Regions from separate parts of the Homo sapiens genome. Here regions 2 and 3 are each linked to region 1. The links are chromatin loops, found by intact Hi-C in ENCODE. Cell type or tissue: Caco-2. All regions are shown on one strand.

Region 1 (8,000 bases):
GACTGTTAGACAGAAGTTTGAGCCAGTGGTTAAACAACTGCCAGATCCAAATGACCAAGATCTCAGAAAAGAGGTTTAGATTGTAAGCCATCCCATATCACTTCAGCTGAAACTGTTTTTCTCCCCCCAAATTCCTATACATCATGTGCCTAGACAGCTTATCTGCCAATGATCAAATTCAATATCATATTGTTAATTATCTTTTCAAGTTCACAGATTGTGTCCCACCTAGATCATAAAATTGTTAACTATGATCTTTTTGTGCTTTGTAGATGCAGGCATTCAAGAAAAAAATTTATTAGATTAATGATTGGATAATCCAAAGGAAATAGATTATTCTAGCCTAATTACATCATTAATTGAGACTGTTAAACTCTTGCCATTCTGTGTTTCTTTTTAATATATTTCACATTCATCATATCTGAGTGTTTCTACTAATAAATACTTGAGCATCTCTGTTCCCTGGAATGGACTGTCTGGCCTAGTTCCCCCATTAAAATAATTAAATGTCTCAAGAGCTTTATTCTTAAAACATATGTGTTTATTATAAAACATCATTTAGCACCTCTGTAAGGAAACAGAAATTTAACCACCTCAACCATTTATATTAATCAAAGGATATCATCAATATCTTATATACTTGCAGCCAAAGGAACAGTGTCAGAAGATCAAAGTTTTATCCATTTGAAAGATTATGGCAGACACTGTGGCTACCTAACCAGCCATCATCTTCCCCACACCCTCCTTTATTTCTTTCCAGCAGAACTCTGAATTTAATTGTGTTGCAATTAGACGACAGACTCAGAATTTAGAAGTAAGACTTTGCTGTTCATAAGAAACACATTTCAGAAAAGAAGAGGGAAAGAGTTCACCGGACAAGGACTGAGAACACCCACACCCCAGTTCCTGAAGGTATCCCAATTATAGCCTGTCTTTTATACTGACATATTCCCAAGGCACCTTTCATAAGTTTCATGTGGTCAGAAGGGAAGCAGTATCCTTGTGACAATCAGGTAGGGAAGATGAAACCTCAGGATGTTCAGCAGGTTGGGGAAAAGAAACCTTTAAGATATAAATAAAGAAACTTCAAAACAGCTATTTGAAAGGATACGTATAAAACAAATTTGAAAGTCATAGTATTTATCCACTCAAGCGTGCAGAAATTATCAAGGGGTTGCATTTGTCTAGAAGAGTAAAAATATTGTAGATTTACAAAGAGATGGCAGTATTCCTCCCAGGAAATAAAAATTATGAATGTCTTTGTTAAAAGAGTTCTTTATTTTTTAGCAAACATCATGTGAAGTTCTGTGTATGATGGATGGGCTGATTTTGTTAACATGAGCTAGGATACCAGGAGATTAAGGGAGGCCCCTCCTCAGGTCCCTGTGGTGAAATAATAGGTCTAAATTAATCATTGTGGACACATTACATTTGCAGTGACCGGTTAGGAATGAACTTGTAAATAAGTCCTTGCTGTTAAATACGAATTTCTTGGTGAGCATAAGGGCATTTTTGTGTCCAGAAAAGAAAATCTATTTGTACATTTACTTTTATTTAAAAAATTAAAATTCATTTTATTAAAATCACATATATAAAAAAACAGTTCTCTTTAAACTTTCAGGTTATAGAGTTTATGATAATTCTACTAATAACCTAGCATGTTTTAATAATTGGTTTTAAAGGTCCTTTGATTAATGCTTGGCATCACTTACAAACTTAAACAACTTTAAATACTTCAAACTGTATTTATAAATTAAGTGTATTCAAAATTTAAAATATTTAAATTATTTTACTTATAAAACTTGAGTTCTAAAACAGCTTTATATTTAATAAATTAAACTTATTAGCAGGATTAATCATACATTCTCATGAATGTTTCAACATTGTCTATAAACCTATTAAGATTTTATCATAAAACACAAGCCAAAATTGATAACTATTTTATATTTTAAGGGGAATAACAAAGCTGACTTGTAACTCTACAGAAACGAATTCCATAAGAATTATTATATAAACCATCAAATATGCTGTTAACATGATGGTTAGATTATCTTAAACTTTTTATCACTGTCTTAGCCAGCTTCATGTTGCTATAACAGAATATCACAGACTGGGTGATTTATAAAGAAAATAAATTTATATCTTATAGTTCCTGAGGCTGGAAAGTCCTATATCAAGGTACCAGTATCTTGTGTGGACCTTAATGCTATATCATCCCACAGGAGAAGACAGAAGGGCAAGAACATGTGAAGGCAAGAGATCAAACTCACAGCCTCAAGCCCTCTCATAATTGGCATTAATCCATTCATGAGGGTGGCACTATCATGATCTAAACACCTCCCATTAGGCCCCACATCCCAACACTGTTACATTGAAGATTAAGTTTCCAGCACATGCTTTTTGGGGGATACATTCAAACACTAGAAATCACTGAATTCTCAGTCTTCTCAAGGTTGAAAGGCACTTAACTATTAAGGTAATATTTATGTCATAACAGGCAATTTTAAGGAATAATTTCCCTCTCAGTTGCAATTGTTTAAATAACATAGATTTTAGCCTGGGTGTTGTGGCTAATGTCTGTAATCCCAACACTTTGGGAGGCTGACATGGGCAGCTCACTTGAAGCCAGGAGTTCGAGACCATCCTGGACAATATGGCAAAACCCCATCTCTACGAAAAATACAAAAATTAGCCAGGCATAGTGGCACACACCTGTAATCACAGCTACTCGGGAGGCTGAGGTATGAAAATCACTTGAACTTGGAAGGCAGGTTGCACCACTGCACTCCAGCCTGGGTGACAGAGTGAGACCCTCTCTCAATAAAAAAATTAAAATTAAATAAATAAAAATGTAAAACATAGAAGTTACCTGGATCACTAACTGGATTTTTTTTTCACAAGCCTTGCTAGAGTATTCTGAATTACCTTTATAATCTAAGAGAAGAATTTTAAAACTAAGGGAGTAGTAGGTCTCAGTGACTCAAAGTCTGCAGAATCTCTGTACACATTTATTACATAATTATATGTTGCATTTTTGCTCTTATACTGTGCAAATGTTTTCCCTAACACTAAAGATGACTAAATTTGATGCAATCTAATATTTTCTTCATAAGATCCCCAACTTTTCAGATACCATTTCTATGATATAAAATAGTATCTAATAGGATCCTGGAGATCTCTGGTGGCATTGCTTGATTATTCAAGGCACTTCCAAGATCATTTGACTCATGCTAACTAATGGCCCTTGAAGGCAAGCCTGCTGTGGGCCTCTGCAAAAATAAGAGGAGTGAACAGGAGGAAAGCCATTCTTCTTTAACTGGATGTTTTCCAGTCTAAATGTGGTTCCAAGAAGACCAAGAGACCTTTTGTGACCCTAAGGAGGCAAGCCTAAAATGTAGCAAACATGCCAAGGTTGACAGTGCTAAAATCTGCAGGCATGCTGCCCCTAAGCGTCTTATTACATGAGATATTACATGTCTTTTTGCTTAGCCACTTTCAGTTGTATTTTTGCTACTTGCAGCCCAAATCTCCCTAATTAATAAAATAATCCATCAAAGCTTCCACATAATCAATGAGACAAGAGGTTCAATCCACATAAACGGGATAAACTAGACATAAAGAAGCATAATGGATAACCCCATATATCAAAAAATGCCACTAGTTTCAACATAGACATAGCAGTGTATCCCATGCAAAAGATTTATATAGAGTAGATCCAACGCAAAGAGGTCCTCAAGGCATTTATTATCTAGTGGTTATATAAAGTTAATGAAAACAATAAAAACAGATAAAAGCTACAGAGCTTATATCAATAGTGCCTCAATCTAAATACATAAGCAAATGGTCAGTTGGGCTACTATGTGTTCTGGATGTCTATGGTTTCAAACCAGCCACTCCAAAGTAGCAAAATTTATTTACTTATGAAGTTGGAATAAGGGTAGTGCTCAGCAGGGATGGCTTGTCTCTGGTCTATCAGCAACAGCCAGGGCATCTGAAGGCAGGATGTTGTAATCATCTGTATTAGGCGGTTCTTGCATTGCTATAAAAAAAAAAAATACCTGGCTGGGCGTGGTGGGTCATGCCTGTAATCCCAACACTTTGGGAGGCAGAAGCAGGTGGATCACTTGAGGTCAGGAGTTTGAGACCAGCCTGACCAACATGGTGAAACCCGGTCTCTACTAAAAATACAAAAATTAGCCAGGAGGTGGTGCACTACAGGTGGTACACTCTTGTAGTCCCAGCTACTCAGAAGGCTGAGGCAGGAGAATCGTTTGAACCCAGGATGTGGAGGTTGCAGTGAATCAAGATTGCACCACTGTACTCCAGCCTGGGTGACAGAGTGAGACTCTGTCTCAAAAAAAATTTTTAAAAATACCTGAGGCTGAGCAATTTATAAAGAAAGGAGGTTTTAATTAGCTCATAGTTCTTCAGGCTATACAAGAAGCATGGTGCTGGCATCTGCTTCTGTTGAGGTCTCAGGAGGCTTACAATTATGGCAGAAGGTGAAGAGGAAGTAGGCATCTCACATGGCAAGACTGGGAGCAAGAGGGGAGGGGAGGTGCCACACACTCTTAAACAGTCAGATCATGAGGGAACTCACTGTTTTGTGAGGATAGCACCAAGACATGAGGGATCTGCCCCCATAACCCAAACACCTCCCACCAGGCCTCACCTCCAACAATGGAGATAACATTTCAACATGAGATTTGAAAGGGACAAACATCCAAACCATATCACCATCCAAAAACCCAGTGTTCAGGGAGAACTCAAATACCTGGGAACTGTCACAGCTGAGGCTCCTGAGACATCTATTCCTGTGAGCCCTCTCCACAGGGTCTCTCCAGCATGCTGAATTAAGGGTAGCTAGACTTCTTACAAGATGAATGTCCCAAGAGGAACAGAGGCAGGCAGGAGCTGTCTTATTTTATGACCTAACCTTGGAAATCATGTGTAGCCTCAATTTCACCTCATTCTGTTCATCAAGGCAGTCACAAAGGCCCTTCTCAGTTGAAGGAAATGGAAATTGACTCTATCTCTTGAAGGACGAGTAACAGAAAGAGCATGTGGGACCAGAAATATTAATGCACCATTGCTGATACAGTCTACCCAACTATGACATCATAGTTGTTTCTCAGTTACAGCCAAAGTGATGTCTTCAAGGAGACAGATTTTTAATCAAATCTTAAAGAATTTGAGAGACCTCGACTGTCATACGAAGTCTGTTTTTCAAGATAACACTTTTTTAAAGCAGTCATATATGTGTACAGTGTATATCCAGAAGCAAAGAAACAGATAGTTCTACTGAGAACTTCTCAGTGGCTTCACTATCTTAATTTATAAATACCCCAAAGCCAATCCTTGTTCCCTTTATGTACATCATCCAAATAATCTTAAGAGTAAACATTGTGGAAGCTTTTTGTGACACAGAATTTGACTAAATAAACACAAATACCTTCAACCTTTAAACCTTTCCTCAAGCTTAGATGAAGCTAAGTTATAAATAAACTCCAGTGGATTTAATACAGAGAAAGAAGTCAGCCTTAAAGTTCTGGCTTTGAAATAAAATGCAGCTCTTTTATGTCAGGGACTTCTGTCCCTTGTGTTCAGCACACTATTGTAGTCTCCACCCTGCTTACAGCACTGCTTTGCAAATAATGAAATGAATGCATAAATAAATAAAACTGGCATCTATACAATGCTTTACAATTTATAAGGCACTTTCATATATTTTGCTTCACAATAACTTGTGACATAAATATTATCATTATTGGATCCATTTAATAAAACAGGAAAGGTGAGAAATCAGTAACATAAGTAAATTTCCTGAAGTCACAGATATAGTGAAGTGTAAGAAATAAAAGTTGAAACACAAATTCCTATTTTATCAAACAACCCATGCCCTTTTCACTGATTATTAATAACTTTTATATATTTTTATGACTTTCACTAGGGTATTAATTTCTGGCATGGATTTTTGCTTTGCTGACCCTCCCAAAATATCCCTGAAGTATGTAAAACTATCATCCTTGGATGCCACACCTTCACTGTCATGATTATTGTTAAATTTTTAATTACTACATATATAATCTTTTAGCTATTCATCTTTCATCTTATTTACTTGTTAATGTTTCTAACATTTCTTCAATGAATATTTTCAACACTAACAGCTAGGATATAACTAAAACTTTTTTTCAACCAAACATGGCTAAAAGCAGATTATGTAGGCTTCCCACTGTTAAGTCTGGAAAAAAATTGTAAAAGAAAGGGTCAGTAATCTAGCATCACGTTAATTTATCAAAGTAATGATAAATACTTAATACATGGAAATATCTAATAACAGAAACCAATTCTGTTACAAGAAAGGGCATATTCATATGCAATGAATGGCCATAATTAGGGTAAATTTGCATATTTACCTTTGGGAAGTTTTCTCAAGGAATTTAATTGGCATTTTGACCCAGAATATCTTAAAAAAGAGATATATAAAGAAAAATTGAAGGTTTTTCCAAATCCATGTATGCCAGAGTTTAGAAACTCCCTGGCACTCAGTTTTTCCATACATTAAGGAAAGAGTTAAATGTGATAGTGTGCTCTTAACAAGAGCCAATCATCATTTGAAGTGAATGATATTCTCCTCCTCGTTATTCTCCAAGAACAGAATGCCTCCCAGATCCCAGGCTCAGAGAAAACTATTTCATTGCTTAGACTTCAGAGAAGGAAGGGGACGGAGAGAATAGAAAAACATACATTACCTTGAGAGTTAACTGTGAAACAAAGCTTCCAGATATTTTCTGTTTAGGAAACATGGAGACTAGAATGTATCTTCAAGATAATACGCTCTCTCTTTCTAGGAGGTCTGTCTGATGGTTACACGAACATAAAGCAGACCTGGTGGATTGTATTGGAATCAAGGCTCCAAAAACCACAGTCAGTTTAACACTGCCTAGAAGTCTTGGCAAGACTCCTCCCTTTGTCTGTCTTTGGGGTAAGTGTTCAGAAGCAGGACTTAGGGCCTAAAGGAAAGGCCTGAATCCACTTACTGGAACTCTCTGTGTCTTTGGAGCATGAGAGAAAGAAGTCTTCACCCTGCAAGAAGGGCAAAAGCAAGGTAGAACAGCAGCATTTCATTGGGGACAAACAGGAGCATTTCACTGGGGACAAGCATTCTCAACTTGAGAATGAGGAGCGGGTCAAGGAACTAGAACAAGGTGTCATCATCTATGTGCTAGGACAGGTAAGTGGGAAGGTAAGTGATGAAGTCACAAACAAAGCAAGATCCCAGTTCCTGATAACTGACACAAACACAAACTCTAGATAATTTTGGGCCACCCAAATACTGCCCTAGATTCCTTCACTTTCCCCTCCCTGGAACAGCCACGTTCCCAAAGACTGAAGCAGCACACAGCCTGGTGGCGGAGGGAGCTGTTAAGTGATCTTAACATGTAAGTACCACAGGAATATTAAGGAACATGCAAAAGGAATCACTCTCATTACCCTAAATTGTCTCACACATGAAAGATCAGAAACCTCTATCAGAGCAGAGCTGCTGGTTGAATTCACTCTTGCCAAATGAAAAAACTACTGGAAGCTGAAGCCACTGCTAAAAGGACTGTTTTCCACCAGGGTCACTACTGAAGGAACAGCTGCTAGTTGGTACTGGGAGTAGCTGCTGAGGGTGACACAATAAAAACCTTTGCTGCCGGGCACTGCTTGAAGCAGCAGGTAGTTTCACGCTGGGCACCACCTTCAGTTCAGAAATCTCCAGCTCATACGATTTTACTTTAAGTTTACGTTTGGGAGAAAAAGGAGTTATTCCCCCATCTAAGGGGAAGGTAGAAATTGTTATTCATTTTCTTTCTTACTACAGAAAAAAAAAAATTACTCATGCCAATAAAAAGACCTGAAAATCACCTAGCCCTCACATTTCTAGCCAGAAGAAAGAGGGACATGGAAAGACAGTCTCATACATGCAATTGTGTGAAGAACAAGTTCAAAATGAA
Region 2 (8,000 bases), 72 kb after region 1:
AGTCTGTTGAATCTAGCAATAAAAAGTTAGGGTTTGTATTTTCTATCCATTTTTCTGTTTCTTTAGGCTAATAATTCATTTTATTTCATTAAAACAAACTATTGGTCTGTGATGAATTGAAAACTTAAAAAAAATCTCTGCTGAAAACTTGTGTCCACACAAAAACCTGCACACATTGTTTATAGCAGTTTTATTCTTAACTACCAAAACTTAGAAACAACCAAATGCCCTTCAGTAAGTGAATGAATAAACTGTGGTACATCCAGACAATGGAATATTATTCAGTGCTAAAAAGAAATAAACTAACAAGCCATGAAAAGACATGGAGGAAACTTAAATGCATATAATTATGTGAAAGAAGTCAATCTGAAAGGCTACATACTGTATGATTCCAACTATATGACATTCTGGGAAAGGCAAAACAATGAAGACAGTAAAAAGGTCAGTGGTTGCCAGAGGTTAACAGGGAGGAAGGAATGAATAGATGGTATATAAAGGATTTTTTAGGGCACTGCAACTATTCTGTATGGTATTATAACAGTGAATACATGTGATTATACACTTGACAAAATCCATAAAATGTCCAATATCAAGAGTGAACACCAAGAGTAAACTATGGACTTTGGGTGATAATGATGTATCAAGATGGGTTCATCGACTGTAGTAAATGCACCTCTCTGCTGTGGAATGTTGAAGGCTGGGGAAGTCTGAAGGTTGGGGAGTATATGTGGATAAGGGAATATGGGAAATCTCTGTACCTTCCACTGAATCTTTCTGTGAACCGAAAATTGAAGTCTATGAAAAGAAAAGCTGGTTCTTTCCCACAATTTGTTTAAGTGATACTGCTTTATTTTCATTACTCTTCTACCTCAAACTCTACCAGGTCCTCTGACCATATGAAATGTCATGGTAACTCCTTGTGAGACCCAAGAAATACGAGGTGGTAGGGACAATTATTCACTGCAGGCTGTAACGCTTCTTGTAAAAATTGAGAGGTAAAAATTCAAATATATAGAAATATATTACATAAGATATTAAAGGCCGTAACTCCATTCCCCAGGCACAACAAAAATCGTTAATATAACTAATATCACTCCACTGTTTTTGTGAGACTATATTATGTATACTCATTTGCAACTTTCCAACTCGCACATTTTCCTATGCAAATACAGAAGGATAACTGTAAAGACATAACATTTATTGAGTGTCTACTAGATACCAGAAAATGTTCTAAAAACTTTATAAGGTATTATTCATTTGCTTTATGAAACTCTATAAAGTAGATACTATTGTTATGCCCATTACACAGACGAAAAAGCTGAGGTGCAGATATAAAGTATTTTGTTCAATTTCTCACAGATAATTAAGTGGCAGATCTCAGAAATCAAAATATATATGATTCTACTTCATTCTTATTAATGACTAGTTAGCATTCCTATTTTGTAAAGTTAACAATTCCTATTTTAATAGGCATTTGGATTATTTTGTTACTTTACTACCAGAAGTAATGTTGCAACATCTTCTACATGTCACTTTATTCACTAATATTAGTATTTCCATACAATAAATTCCTAAATATGGAACACTAGTTCAAAGGGTTTAATACATTTCAGTTATAACAGATATTGGCAAATTGTCCTCCACAATAAGAGGAGTATCAATTGACACACTATTATCAATTGTGTATTAGGATTATCAGTTATTTATCCTTTATGAATACCATATATTATCATTTAAAAATTTTTTTCAACCAGAGAATCAAAACTGCTCTATTATTGTTATAGAAATCTTAAAGTTGCCTTATAAAGATTTGATTTTTTTGGAGATGGTTGTGTATGGCATCTGGGTTGATGAGTCAAATTCTTCTTTCTCACTTCCCCTTCTGCTCCACCTGCAGAAAGAAGGAACGGACGCACACCTCCCCAAGGAGCCCTGGCACTAACTACAACACACACAGGGTTTGGCCAGACCTGGACCAGCTTTTGGAAAACACTAACTCAACTGTCATCCAACTTGCTGCAGTTAACCACCCGTCAGTCACCCATCAGGGGGCATGAAGCTCTGGTTTGATCACTTTGCTAAGGGCTGCACAAGGAAGAAAAAAAGTCATAAAACACTATATTGTCAAGCAGTACTCACTGCTTCTCCTCTTCACTGTCCTCTACCTTGAGTCCCTCAAAATATTTCACCTGCATGACATTTCTTCACTTGAGATGCTGTTTGCCCTTTAAATGGCATCTTAGCATTTGAGGTCCTCTAGCTGTCTTCTTTCTTTTCCTTAGGCTGACAATTCTGCTGAAAGTTTGTGAAAAGACTTGACATTCACAAAATCTAAGGTCTTCTGGTGATACCAAATGTAACAGGAATGGAAGCATCATCAGCACTGTGCAACATTATGTTTCTTTAGCATGGTTTGGCTCAGGTTACAAAACCTGGGCAGCTGTACCACAGACAGAGGCTATGGCCATTTCCCCTCTATTTTATGATCATCCCTGTTTCATTACTTTGTGCTTTCACTACATCCTGGCCTAGCAGTCTGTAGCAGCAGGCTAGAGAGATAAGGCCTTCTGGTAATAAATAAAGTAGAAGGTTAAAACCACAAAAAAGGGAATGTGGGAAATTGTGATGACAAGGCCATATGTTTAGCCTTGGATATGTGCTCTAAGAGTAGCTGGGAGCCTTTTTACCCTCTTTTAAGAGGACTTCGCATTTACACTCTATCATCCAAACATTCATAAATGCATATGCTCACAGCCAGAGAATGAGACTATTTGACAGCACCCTTTTCTTATTAAGTGCAAATGACAGACACATGCAAGTGGCCTCCACTCAAGACACAATGCTATACAATTCTGATTGTACTGAGGAAATAAATTAGAAAAATGTAAATTTACTGATAATTAGCCACAAATAGGATTACCCTCTCTACTCACCTTAGAACTCAAACGTATAGATAACAAAGTTCCTCAAAGGGGTGAGACAAAAAGAGGTGGGAGGTAAATTGAAACATATTTATCTAATTGAACAATTTGACCAATTGATAAATATGGAGTAGGGAGAAATCCTTGCTAGCATCCACTATATGATCTTTGACACACATTGGCTTTCATCACAAGTGCAGAAAAAAAAAATCCCCATAATAAATGATACCTAATTTTACTTTTCATTCAAGCCCTTAATTTTAAATACGGATCTAAATTCCATTGTTAAGGAAGCGTATTACAATAATTATTTAGGAAATGAGAGAATAATGAAAGAAAATTTTAAATCTCTTTCCTATGCACAAAGGAAAATATTTTTAATACAGATTAATATTTAGGATTTTTATCCTATGCAGCTCAATTTTTTCATATCTTTTTTTCCTGACCACCTCAACACACTGCTTTTGCATGATTAAGAGAAAAACAAATCGAGGTTGGACAAAAGCTACAAATGAAAGGAGTGGCTTGAATAACATAAGATGTATTTACTAAAGCACGAAAGCTCCCCCTTGTGATACGAAGTGACCAGCCAGGAGGGAGCAGGGACTTGTCTGGCTGTCAGGTGAGCATTTGAAGTATTACTCGCTGTATCTTATTATTGGTATTTAATTGACTCAGTTCTCCTTCAACCACAGGTAAGTAACTATAGAACCCAACGAGTCTAGATAAAAGTGATTAAAAAGAACTGCAAGCATTTTATAGAAACCACAATAAATTCCAAATGGATTAAAGATTTAAATGTAATAAATTATATAATGAAATTTTGATGGATAATTTTATATTTGACTGGGGAAGGACTTTCTAAACAGGATATCAAAATCACAAGCCATAAAAGATGCCACTAGATTTTTCACATAAAATTCCTAAACTTCACCTAAATTAAATTCCTTAAACTAAATTAAAACTAAGAAAAACAAAATTGCGATATATACAACAGGCCAATAGCGCATACACTTATGAAAGAATGAGCTCTTAAACTTTTTTAAGGAAGAAACAACACACCATTTTGGCTAATAAGCACACTAAGATACATCAAACTTTATTGGTAATAAAGAATAAAAGTTACAAATTAAAAGACCAATGAGATAGTATTTTTTTTCATGTACCTACCATCTTGGCTAAGATTTAAAAGAATAATGCCCAATGCTTAGTATGCAGAAATAGACACTTTAATACATAGGAGTATATTTACACATGCAAGTTTCCTGGGGGCCTGGGAGGAATCTAGTAATATATATAAAAATTGAAATAGGCATATTCCTTTAACCAGAAATGCAATCTCTACAAATTTATCAGACAAACATGTGAGCATAACTAAGCAACAAATATCCAAAAAGTATTGCTTATAGTAATGAAGTATTGCAAGCAATAGTAAATGTTTATTGTTTCAAATTTGGTAAATAAATTAATCCATTTTTACAAATTAATACTTTGCAGCTATTAAATACAATGATATCATCTATGCTTTACGATTCCATTAAATGTACAGAATATAATTATTAAGTGAAAAAGCAAATATTAAATATTATAAAGTTTTTTTAATGTTTTATGTATATTTAAAATTCTAATAAATTCATGCTTTCACATGAAGAATTATTATCCTGGGGAAAGAAGGGCGGGAGCTTGATGAGGGAGCTTATTTAACCAGTGATTTTTATTTTTTTGATAGACTTCTCTGTTTTCTATGTTTTATGTAATATACATAAATAACTTTTATAACAACAAAAATTAGTTTTTCTTAAAAATATAAACAAATCCTTATTTTGGACTTTTTTTTTCACCATGACTGCTTTTTGAAGACTTCAGATACTGAATTTGAAACAGCATAGAAATAAACAATGGGTTTTTTTAAATCTGTGTTTTGACTATTCCTAACTCTGAAGGAAGTACATTCTAGCAGTTGGTCCTGAATATAAATAACCATAGCTAAAATAAAACTTTTAGAGTAGACTTCTGAAATTATTTCCTCCAATTATTCCATCTTACAGACAGAAATTTTAAATTTGGGTAGATAATATGTCTTTGCAAAGTCACAAAGCAGTGGGCAGTAGACCAGAATGAAAATGCAGATACCCTCCCTCCTTAATCAACTTCCCTTTGTGTGACTGAAAACTTCCACTTTTGTGACTTTTATTGCATGAGTTTTCAAACAAATTTTTAAAGTAGTTCTCATAGCATGCTAGTGTTATCTTGAACAATGACATAAATAATGAAACTGACTGCATAGTCTGCATTCCCTTATTAGTAAGGATATACCCAAACTATCCATGACCCAAATGTGCCATTTATCAAAATAATCATGATGATGATTATATCCTACCATAGAGCTACTGCAATGTGCGAGCCACCATGTTAATGCTTTATATGCATTCTTTCATTTAATTTTTATAACTTAGATAGAAATTCTTATTATCTGCATTTTATTGATGAGAAAACAAAGTCTTAGAAGAGTGACTTAACCAACATCATAGAGCTAGTGTGACATTCTATTACAGCACCTCCTTGGTGTATCTGACTCCCAGATTTAAAAATAAAAGACTTCTCCATTGCTCCTTAAATTGCTTCATAAAGACGGCCAAAGATTCAAGACATATCACATGTCTTCATGATAGTGGATTAAAACGAAGCACCATTTTCATAATGTCCAACATATTATAACATATGATACGCCATGTTGCAATACATTTCCATGCCTCCTTTAAAAATGGTCTCATAAATAATGTGTTAATCTATAACTAACCTCTGCAGTAGACCTAGAACCACTGACCCATCTCATACTTACCAAAAGACAGCAAGTCTTTCCTAAACTGTCTGCGACAACTTAAGAAAAAGTGGTGAGAATATCAATAAATTATCATATAGCACATGTTCAATTATGTTCAGACACTGATTTAAAATAAGTAATAGAAGTAAATCTTTAGTAGATCTGCCTTTACTAAATTTTGCTGTAAATCTCCCTTCTTCCTCATTTATTTGCTCTTTTAGTTACATTCTTCTTACATGCTTCCTTATTAATTTCTCTTTCAATCATTCTGTTTATGTTTACCTGCTGAAGTCTTAAATTGAACTCTTGTTATTTTCCCATCAATCATATTGTAGGTTCCATGTACCATTCACTCACCCAATCCTTCACAAGAAGTATCCCTGGTAAGCAGCACAGATGAGTAGTGAAGGAAAACAGGAGAGAGGAACCATTGCAGCAATGCTAAATAAGCTGGAATTTAGAGATTGATCTCAGTAAATCAGCTAGAGATGAAAGTAGAATGCGAGTCATGCCTCCTTCTCCCTAAGTTTAGATGAAGGCATCACAGGGGCAGGGACATTAAGCAAGAAGAAAGCCAGGAAGAACCTGGAGGCATTTTTAGATGTGGTGGCCAAGCCTCTCCTTCAGTTTTCTGAGGGCTCTTTCCTTTTAGACACCTTTGCCCTGGAAAATACGGTGAAAAAACAAGGGTCAACTTGCATAGGGCTTATTTTATGACTAAGGGAAAAAGAAAGGGGAGAAGACTTTCAAGGCCAATCAATTTACCAGGATAAAAAATGAGAAAGAAACCGTAGCTACTAAGCAATAAGCATTATCCACTTACACACTTAATCAGGGTTAACTCCTGGGAGGAAGTTGGAATACATTCCAGTGTTGTATCAATGGCAGGAGCAAAATGAAACCAAGTAGGAGGAAAGTAGCCAGTGGGAGTGAGAGGTGTCTTGAATATATGTGGGATTCCTGGGACTAAGGAGAGGAAGAGAAAGATAGTAGTAAAATGTGATAAAGTGTAAATAAAGATCAGATGCTAGAGCCAGCTAACCCAGACTCAAATCCTCCCTCTTGCCCTAACCAGTTGTGTTTTTGTGAGTAATCTTGAGCATTGAGCTAACATTCTCTGAGCTTCAATGATTTTCCTTACATAAAGAAGCTAACAATACCTACCTGGAAAAATAATACATAATCTATGTAAAATGCCTAGCATACATAGGGCCTGACACCTAGAATATAATCATAGTGGGATTTTCCTGCTGCTCTAGATTGCTAATTTGCATTTAAGGTTGCAAAATTTGACAAACAACAATACAGGATGCCAAGTTTAATTTCAGTTATAGATAACTAGGTATAAATTCTCCAGTATAAGTGTGACCCATGCAATATTTAGGACATACTTATCTTAAAAATTTCCCCTTATCTTAAATTCAAATTTAACTGCACATTAATTTTATCTGGCAGCTCTACAAGCTGCATTCAAAGTTGGAGGAAAACAAGTCATGATATCATACCTTTTTAAAGGACCTACAAGCAATTGAGGGCCAGAAGTTCCCTCCAAGACTCACGAGGAACCAAGACAAACTGGCTGTGCTACCCCTAGCCATCACTCACACATCCAACGCACCTCTCTCCCGACTCTGGAGAGTTGGAGAAACTACTGTAGGGAAATATGTGGAAATAAGGAATTTCCAGACTAGGAAGAGGGTAGTTTTCACCTCTCCCTGCAAATCAAGTGGGAGCATCTCCTTCCCCGGGTTGGATGAGTTTGTTATGTACCTGAGTTGTTGACATGCCGTATGAAATAGCAGAGTTTTGGGTCATGATAGAGATGTTTGAGTTTCCTGTCGGTCACGTGAACACTTCAGAAGGCAGGGAGACCCCAAGTGAAGGAATTTGGAGGGGTCCCGAGAGTTCAAACCAGAGCAGGCTTGCTTGAATCACATTCAGTGGAGTGATGAGGCTCCAACTGACCGTCTGAAGAATTCACAAATGACTCTCACATGAGAGACGGGATTTAGATGCCCATTATGCAGACAGCTGTGACAGCCAGTTGATGTTAAACACAGAAGCCTCAACAGACAGGTCTACAGCAGTCAGGTAAATGAAAACATTTATAACTCTTCTAACTCCTACCACTAAACACACCAGAGGGATCCAGGAGGTAGGGGAGAGGAAAGGAAGGAGAAGAGCACAACTCTTCCCTCTCCAAGTCCTGGCTGAATCCTCACAAGTGCTGAGGTGATGATGACAAGGCCTAAGTT
Region 3 (8,000 bases), 250 kb after region 1:
TGCATACAAAATTATGAATAAGAAAACATTTCTTTCTCTATCATTCTATCATCCCTCCACCAGCCTCATCTTTCTTTAATTTCAACTTCAAGCTCCTGGTACATTCATAATAACTGTCATTGGCATACCTTGTCCCTTGGGTATTCTGAGTTCCATCATCCTTCATCTAACCACTCCTCCAAATTTTCTTTCTTACTTCTAATCCCTACTCTCTGCTAGTTAACTCAGTTAGAATAACTCATATGAACTTGGTTATGCTGATAATAAATCATTGTGTTAACCCTCCAAGATGACATGTTCATACATTTTGATCTGAAAAAAAAAAAAAAAAAAAAAAAAACCAGAACCTTATTTGAGCCAGGTTCTATGGCACACACCTGAAGACCCTGAACCAGGAGGATGACTTGAGCCCAGGAGTTGGAGGCCGTAGTGTGCAATGATCATGCTTGTGAATAGCCACTGCCACTGCCCTCAAGCCTGAACAACTGAGCAAGACCCCATCTCTTAAAATTAAAAAATATATATATATATATATATATTGCTACAGACCTTCCAGGAATCACGGCAGGATAGCAGAGGTGGCAAGAGATAGTTTTGGCTGTGTATACGCAGGAAGAGAAGAAGAATCAGAGTTGTCTCTGTGAGTAGGAGAAGTAGGTAACGTATACTTGGGTATTTCAGGAGTACTCAAAATGGGTTTCCTCCCTCAACTCTAAAAATGTTATACATGTGTAACATGTTTATGGGCTTGGGCAGGGAGAACTGTGACTGTAATCAGCAAACACACACACACACACACACACACACACACAATGTTGCTATTTGACTCCTACAGAATTGGAAATTAATGATTTTCTATTTTGCAAGTAAATTAGCATCTAGTAAAGTTTAAGTGATGAAATAACAGTCACACAGGCACACTGCTAAAACAAAATAACCTCTTGTTTCTTATTCTTGAAGGATTCCAGAAAGAAAACAACAGTAAGACAGATTATCATACCTATTTTCCAGGAAATATACAGAATTTAGTTCTGTGAATCTGGTACCTGAAATGTCTCCTAAACTTAGATTATTTTCAGTTTAAGTGTCATCTAAGAAAAAACAAACTAAAAAACCAACCAACCCAAATTTCTAGATTCTCCTCTTGAGAGAAGTATGAACTTAACTTCAGTCATTACCATCAGCTGTAATGATTAATCCTAAAGAAGAAAGAATACTCAGAATTGCAGATAGAACATTGGACTTGAATCAGTGTGACATTAAACAAGTGATTAAGCTATTCATTGGCAAATTGAGGGAAAAGAAATAGTTTCCCAGAGTCCACAGGAGTCCAGGCCCTATTTTCAATTTTTCCAAACTATAATATAATTAACACATTTTTTCACAGTGAATCTGCACTAAATGCTAGGATTTTTTAAATTTGGTTGGAATTCATCATCTCAGGATGGTGTTATTGCTAAACCCACGCTAAAAAGATAAGCAGTTATATGTGTTTCAGACTAATTTAAGATGAAAAACCTAATTATAATTTAAGAAATGCTTTTGGTGAAAAAAATAGCCAAAATATTTCAAAATGTTGAATCACTAGAGACAAAAACAATTAAAAGGGCACTTGGCAGTAAAAAGATCAAGGACCACTTGCACTAGATGATGTCTATGATATTGTCTAGCTTTAAAAATCAGTTTGACTGTGCATCACTTTAAATCACATTTTTTAATTTTTTGCATAAAATTAAATGAAAAATCAGATCAGATTTTACTTCCAAGCAGTTTTAAAGTTGTTTGATATTTTTAAATGTCTGTATTTTACATTTCTCCATGTCTATTCATAAGAAAGTAGTTTATCAAAAAAAAGTTTGTAGTCTAATAACCATAAACAGCCTCTTCCAATTTATCTACTTATTAAATTTTTACATAAAGGTATAAAATTCAAATAGCAATAACTTTCACTTTGAAATAGGTTTTTTTTTTTTTTTTTTTTGAGACAGAGTCTCGCTCTGTCGCCCAGGCTGGAGTGCAGTGGCATGATCTCGGCTCACTGCAAGCTCCGCCTCCCGGGTTCACGCCATTCTCCTGCCTCAGCCTCCCGAGTAGCTGGGACTACAGGCGCCCGCCATCACGCCCGGCTAATTGTTTTTTGTATTTTTAGTAAAGGTGGGGTTTCACCATGTTAGCCAGGATGGTCTCGATCTCCTGACCTCGTGATCCGCGCACCTCGGCCTCCCAAAGTGCTGGGATTACAGGCTTGAGCCACCACGCCCGGCCTTGAAATAGGTTTATAAATAAATTTAAAAGAAATTTGAAAACAAAAACAAAAAAAGTTATTTGTAATCATACAGTGATAGTTAGAGAAAAGGAAATAATGAACATTTTGCCAATGTGCTTATCATTATCTACTACTTTAAAATTCAAAAATACAAGCTTTGGTTACAGAAATCTAAACTATCCCTTAGATCCTTTAAATTCTTCCTACCTCCATGACCCAAGGATCAGCAACCAAAAAGTTTAAACTGCAATAATGAGTCTTTTTATATTATCTTACAAATCCTCTGAAGATTTTACAGATATATACTAGTCTATTTAAAACAGGATCAAAGAATCCTGGGAAATCGTGCTCCTTCTTTTTCCTCTTACGTTAATACACAATATGAAACGTCAAATACTCTCCCTTCTGCTCTTCACATGTGTAAAACTAAATGGTGGGATCGCAACGCTGTTAGCCTAGCTGCATTAGGACAATTTGTAGAGACAAAGGAAGTAATGACGGTAGGCTGTTATCTCACTCTGTCTGCACAGTGTTACTGGGTTATAGTTTTGATTAAATAGATCAAACCAATCAATCCAGCCCTGGAATTTCAGACATCTTAGACATTTAAGAATTCATCCAGTCTTCAACTACCTAATTTGTCCGTGAGAAACCAGAATCCCAAGTAAGTGGGAGTGACTTGCTGAAGGTCATATAAGTAATTGGTAGATAGACCTAGAATCCAGTTCTCAGGACTCCTAACTAGTGTCCTTTCTACCATCAGAAGTCAGAAACTGTTTTACCAAAATGTTGCCTCTTCCCATAGCTTACGAGCTACCCACTTCCTCACGCCCTACCCACTTCCCCACGCGCTACCCACTTCCTCACGCCCTACCCACTTCTTACCCTGACAAGTGGTCCTTTCAATGGAGCGTGTATTCAGAGGATGTCAGAGCCATGTTGTCATGACTCTCTGACAACCCCAGTTCTTGTACAGACATCGTGCTTCCCTAATATGTGTGCTTCAAACTTTACTACAGCTTAATTCTATCCTTTCCTTCAAATGGATAACCTGGTAACCCATGGCTTTTGGCTTATTAAGTTGGTGATGCTTCCAAGTCTTCCTTTGTCTGTTTCAATCCTCCAAAAGGTTTAAGGTAAGTGCCTGTTAAGCACCTAGCCCTTTTTAGCAATCTTGTTACTCCTCTATTTTGTTGGCCTCTCAAGTTACTGAATAGAACCTTTATTGCAGATTCCTTGAACCCAAACTTCTGTCTCTGCCCTGAACAGATGGTTCCCCAGACGTGGCAGAGCCTCTTTAGCCTATCGAAGCTAGTGCTTTTCCTGCCAGTTCCTGGCTTCTGCTGCCCTCTAGCATCCATTAGTAGCATGGCAGGACTTGAAACAATAAAGTCATATTTTTACTGAAATGAATTACTTGATGGGTTATTTTTGCTTCATGCAAATACAGATTTAAAAAAAGAAAACCTGTGACATATAATACTGCTACTGTTCTGTGATTCTCCTGCCCCCAGGCCTAAGTCAGAGCCTGGTTTTAAGGGCAGGGCTATAATGCGACTGATAATAATATCTAGGTATTCAATAGATTAGTTTATGCCTCAGTTTACTTGCCCAACTCTGACGCTCATCAAGAGTTCCTTTCAAGAGTCAAAATTTTTTTTTTTTTTTTTTTTTTTAAGACGGAGTCTTGCTCTGTCTCCCGGGCTGGAGTGCAGTGGCGCCATCTCGGCTCGCTGCAAGCTCCACCTCCCGGGTTCACGCCATTCTCCTGCTGCAGCCTCCCTAGTAGCTGGGACTACTGGTGCCCGCCACCAGGCCTGGCTAATTTTTTGTATTTTTAGTAGAGACGGGGTTTCACCATGTTAGCCAGGATGGCCTCAATCTCCTGACCTCGTGATCCACCCGCCTTGGCCTCCCAAAGTGCTGGGATTACAGGCGTGAGCCACCGGGCCCGGCCTCAAGAGTCAATTCTTTAAGCCTTTCGCCTGCTCATTTGAAATCTTGGCATAGGAACCCTGCAAATAAAGAAGCAATAAAAACAACTTAAATATCTAGCAATCAAGGATTACTTAAATAAATTGTGGTACACCTTACAATAGTTTATTTTGTGACTATTAACTATTAGGTTTAAAAAAAAATCCAAAATTATGTGGAAATGCTTACAATGTAATATTAAATGCAATAGCTAAACATTAAAAAAAAAAAAAAAGAATTACTGTAGGCCAGGTGTGGTGGCTCACGCCTGTAATCCCAACACCTTGGGAGACCGAGGCAGGTGAATCACCTGAGGTCAGGAGTTCGAGACCAGCCTGGCCAATGTGGTGAAGCCTCATCTCTACAAAAAATACAAAAAATTAGTGGGGCATGGTGGCGGGCACCTGTAATCCTAGCTACTCGGGAGGCTGAGGCAGGAGAATCACTTGAACCCGGGAGGTTGCAGTGAGCCGAGGTCGTGCCATTGCACTCCAGCCTGGGTGACAAGAGGGAAACTCCGTCTCAAAAAAAAAAAAAAAAAGAATTACTGTAACATCCCAATAATAGAGAAAGAAATGGTCTGAAATGTTACTAGTTGTTGTTTGTATTATCCAATAAGCATGTGTTACATTTTACAGTCATAAAATCTGCACCTGTAAATGCTAAACTGTGGGTCACTCATGCCTGAGTATAAGACTGAGAGAGTAAGATCTCCAAAAAGAACTACTGTGGCCCATACAGGTGGTCATAGTGATGACAGCGGCATCACGATAGCCAAAGACATATTCGTTTGAGTAAGGTAAAATGTTACAATGGCAAGACAAACTAGAGTGTTAGTCACATTCTCTTGCCTCTCTGCCTAGGGTTTGGAAGATGATCCCTTTTAGCAAATTAAGCCCCCTACGTTTTTCAACAGTTTACAAGAGTGTGGCTTCAAAGTGCATTACCAGCTGTTTTTCTACTTTGAGAAGGCAGAATCATGAGCAATTTACATAACTATATGTTTTTTAAACTAAATGTGACTTTTTATATAACCAGGCTGGTGAAATAGGATTTTTCACCATTTACATAAACAACACTGATACTATCATAGAAGTGGAATTGCGGTATCAACTTTCATAAATATGGTGAAGATTTCCTATCTACAGTCAATTTCCTTCTAGAAAGTTTATACCAATTGACACTACAGGTGTGGAGTACATAAGATAGGCTGCAGATTATGTACATCTTGTAGCATACTTGCTGCAAATCTGGTTTCTCTCTTTCAAAAACACAGAAAGGCTGTTATAAGAATAATCATGACATGTGTTCTTAGATTATTTCTTTAAGTAAATTCTACTCAAATTTTGATTCTTCCCCACTGAGAGTAGCAAACTTCTTGCCACTCAACACATATGCACAATAATACATTGTGTCATGGCAAATACAAGAAATTTGCTACCCACAATGAGGACCAGATGCCACCAGAGCACGTGCTGCTGCCCTGGAGTGAGTACTTACAGAGTACAATCAGAATCCTTACATTTTCCTTGTTTTCATTTTTAGAAAGTACTTTTGGTAAAAAGAAAACATTTAAAATTGTATTTTGTTGGCATTTCTGAGTTCCTTTCATTGTACTTCCCTCACATTCTATCTGTTAACTAAATACTAGGTTTCCCAATATTTTTCAGTGGTAATTTCTATGGCCATCATTAAAAAGTAAGATGTGAATTTCCCCAAAAACACAAAAACTAGATTTCATCTTTACTTCTTATTATTCATTCACAATTTAACAACCATTTGTTGAATATCTGTTATATGCTAGGCATTATTGTAGGAATTGGGACTATAACAGTAAATGAAAATGACCAAAAAAAAAATCCCTGATCTCGTTAAGCTTATATTTCATGATTTTTTTCTCTTAAGTATTTGCTATCCATAATAAATTCAGATTTAGACATTTCTGAACCAAAGCTATTTTGTAATGAAATTTCAGGATAAAATTTTACCCACAGCTCTTCACGGTATAATTGTCCTTCTTGCTCCTCCGCTGTTACTTCCAGACCATTCTCCTATTCCTTTTAAGAAAGAAACCTAACCTTATTCTCTTCATCAAGCCATATCACCCTCTACCCTCCTTGTTGTAGTCATCTGTTCACCTCCAGATCACTTCCTTTAATGCCTTGGATATTTGGGCTTTGCGCCCACTTCTAGTACTGTCTCCAACACTACTTGGGTCATAATTCATGATTATTTTAATGTCCTGATCTGATCAATGGTCCTAATACTCTGCATTCTTAATTACTTGATCTCCTCTTTTCCAATCAATGGTCTTATCCTCTATCCTATCTCAGGCAATGACTCCCCATAGTCACACCTAAGTATTGTTATTACTGATAATTGCAGCTACCCATAATTTTTATTTCAGACATTCCATTCACTAACCATGATCTTTTTATCTCTCCAGCTCACTCTTTCCAGTTTTCTGACTGTAACAATTCTTTGATCTCATAGAGACCTATAGTCCATTGATCTTATCACCTTTCAGTGTTCCTAACTCAACTGAAATCTTCATTTTCTTATCTTCCCAGATTAATTGCATCATTGCATCTTTATATTCATCCTTTAAGTATACTATCAACTCCCTTGCTCTTTTCTCACTGTCTCTATACTAGCCTCCACATTCTGCACCTGCATTCACTCAATGGAATGTGAATGGGGAGAAAAAAATGCACACACACCCCAAATCATTCCAGTTGGTCTCTTGCTTTGAATTCATAACCACTAAGTAAAGGTGCTTTGCTGCCAAGCAATTATACTTTGTCTCTTCTAGTTTATTCTTTCTCCCTCTCTCATAGACCACTATTTCATGCTTTCTTCTTTCATAGGCATCTATCATCACCTTTTCCACCATCCTCAATCTCAGCTAATGATATTTTTTTCCTATTTCCTTAAAAAAAACTGAAAGCAAATCAGAAGAGAATATCCACAAACTCTTAACCACCATGTATAACCACCTGCCTTCTTCCGTGTCCAATACTCTGCCTTCTGTTTTACTGCTATGAAGGCATTTGCCATGCTTCTAGTTAGGTCAAGTCCTGAACATATTCCCTGTCACCTACTGATATGGTTTGGCTCTGTGTCCCCACCCAAATCTCATCTCGAATTGTAATCCCCATGTATTGGGGAGGGGCCTTGTGGGAGGTGATTGAATCATGGGGCAGAGTTCCCCTTTGCTGTTCTCGTGATAGTTAGTGAGTTCTCACAAGATCTGGTTGTTTGAAAGTGTGTGGCACTTCCCCCTTCTCTCTCTCTCTCTCTTTCTCTTTCCTCTCTCTCTCCTCTCTCTCTCTCTCTTCTGCAGCCATGTAAGATGTACCTTGCTTCCCCTTCATCTTCTGCCATGATTGTAAGTTTCATGAGGCTTCCCCAGCCATGCAGAACTGTGAGTCAATTAAACCTCTTTTCTTTATAAATTACCCAGTCTCAGGTAGTTCTTTATAGCAGTGTGAAAGCAAACTAATACATCTACTTAAGGACATAGCTCTAGCTATTTTCTCCTCTCTCATGCATTATCAATTTTCCCTTTCTACTGAGACTTTTCCATCAGCATAAAAATGAACTATAATATTTCTCATCTTGGCAAAATAAACTCTCTTGTTTCAACTTCCTTTACCAGTTACTTCCCCACTTCTCTGCTCTCTTTATATCAGAACTCCCTAAAAGGTTGCCGGTGACTTGCTTAATCCAGTTCTAGTGTTTCCGTTCTCTCTTGCACCTA

What was found. A loop is a pair of places that touch in the nucleus more often than their neighbours do. Peaks named below come from ENCODE experiments on the same cell type or tissue, not always from the same donor. Only the 100,000 strongest peaks of a DNase experiment are listed, where the experiment ranks them.
Region 2: a loop joins it to region 1, with 12 times the contacts of the local background. A loop is called at or near these places in 4 of 110 quality-filtered maps.
Region 3: a loop joins it to region 1, with 16 times the contacts of the local background. A loop is called at or near these places in 9 of 110 quality-filtered maps.

The regions. Positions count from the first base shown.
Region 1 is chr7:10,633,068-10,641,067 of GRCh38, forward strand. All of the region lies in intron 1 of MGC4859 (a long non-coding RNA gene), which reads right to left. It overlaps LOC124901588 (a long non-coding RNA gene), which reads right to left and starts at 5,185. Exons shown (of 2, transcript XR_007060209.1): 1 at 4,775-5,185; 2 at 3,895-4,039. It overlaps LOC107986766 (a long non-coding RNA gene), which reads left to right and starts at 7,277. Exons shown (of 4, transcript XR_001745090.2): 1 at 7,277-7,442. In Caco-2, no CTCF peak of the experiment used is centred here; no DNase peak of the experiment used is centred here.
Region 2 is chr7:10,705,162-10,713,161 of GRCh38, forward strand. All of the region lies in intron 1 of MGC4859 (a long non-coding RNA gene), which reads right to left. LOC100131472 (a long non-coding RNA gene) reads left to right here. Exons shown (of 2, transcript NR_149037.1): 2 at 1,898-2,377. Among named protein-coding and RNA genes, the nearest start is that of MGC4859, 71 kb to the right of the region's middle. In Caco-2, a CTCF peak has its summit at 3,475; a DNase peak (open chromatin) is centred at 3,510.
Region 3 is chr7:10,885,881-10,893,880 of GRCh38, forward strand. No RefSeq gene overlaps it. Among named protein-coding and RNA genes, the nearest start is that of COXFA4, 50 kb to the right of the region's middle. In Caco-2, a CTCF peak has its summit at 3,621; a DNase peak (open chromatin) is centred at 3,595.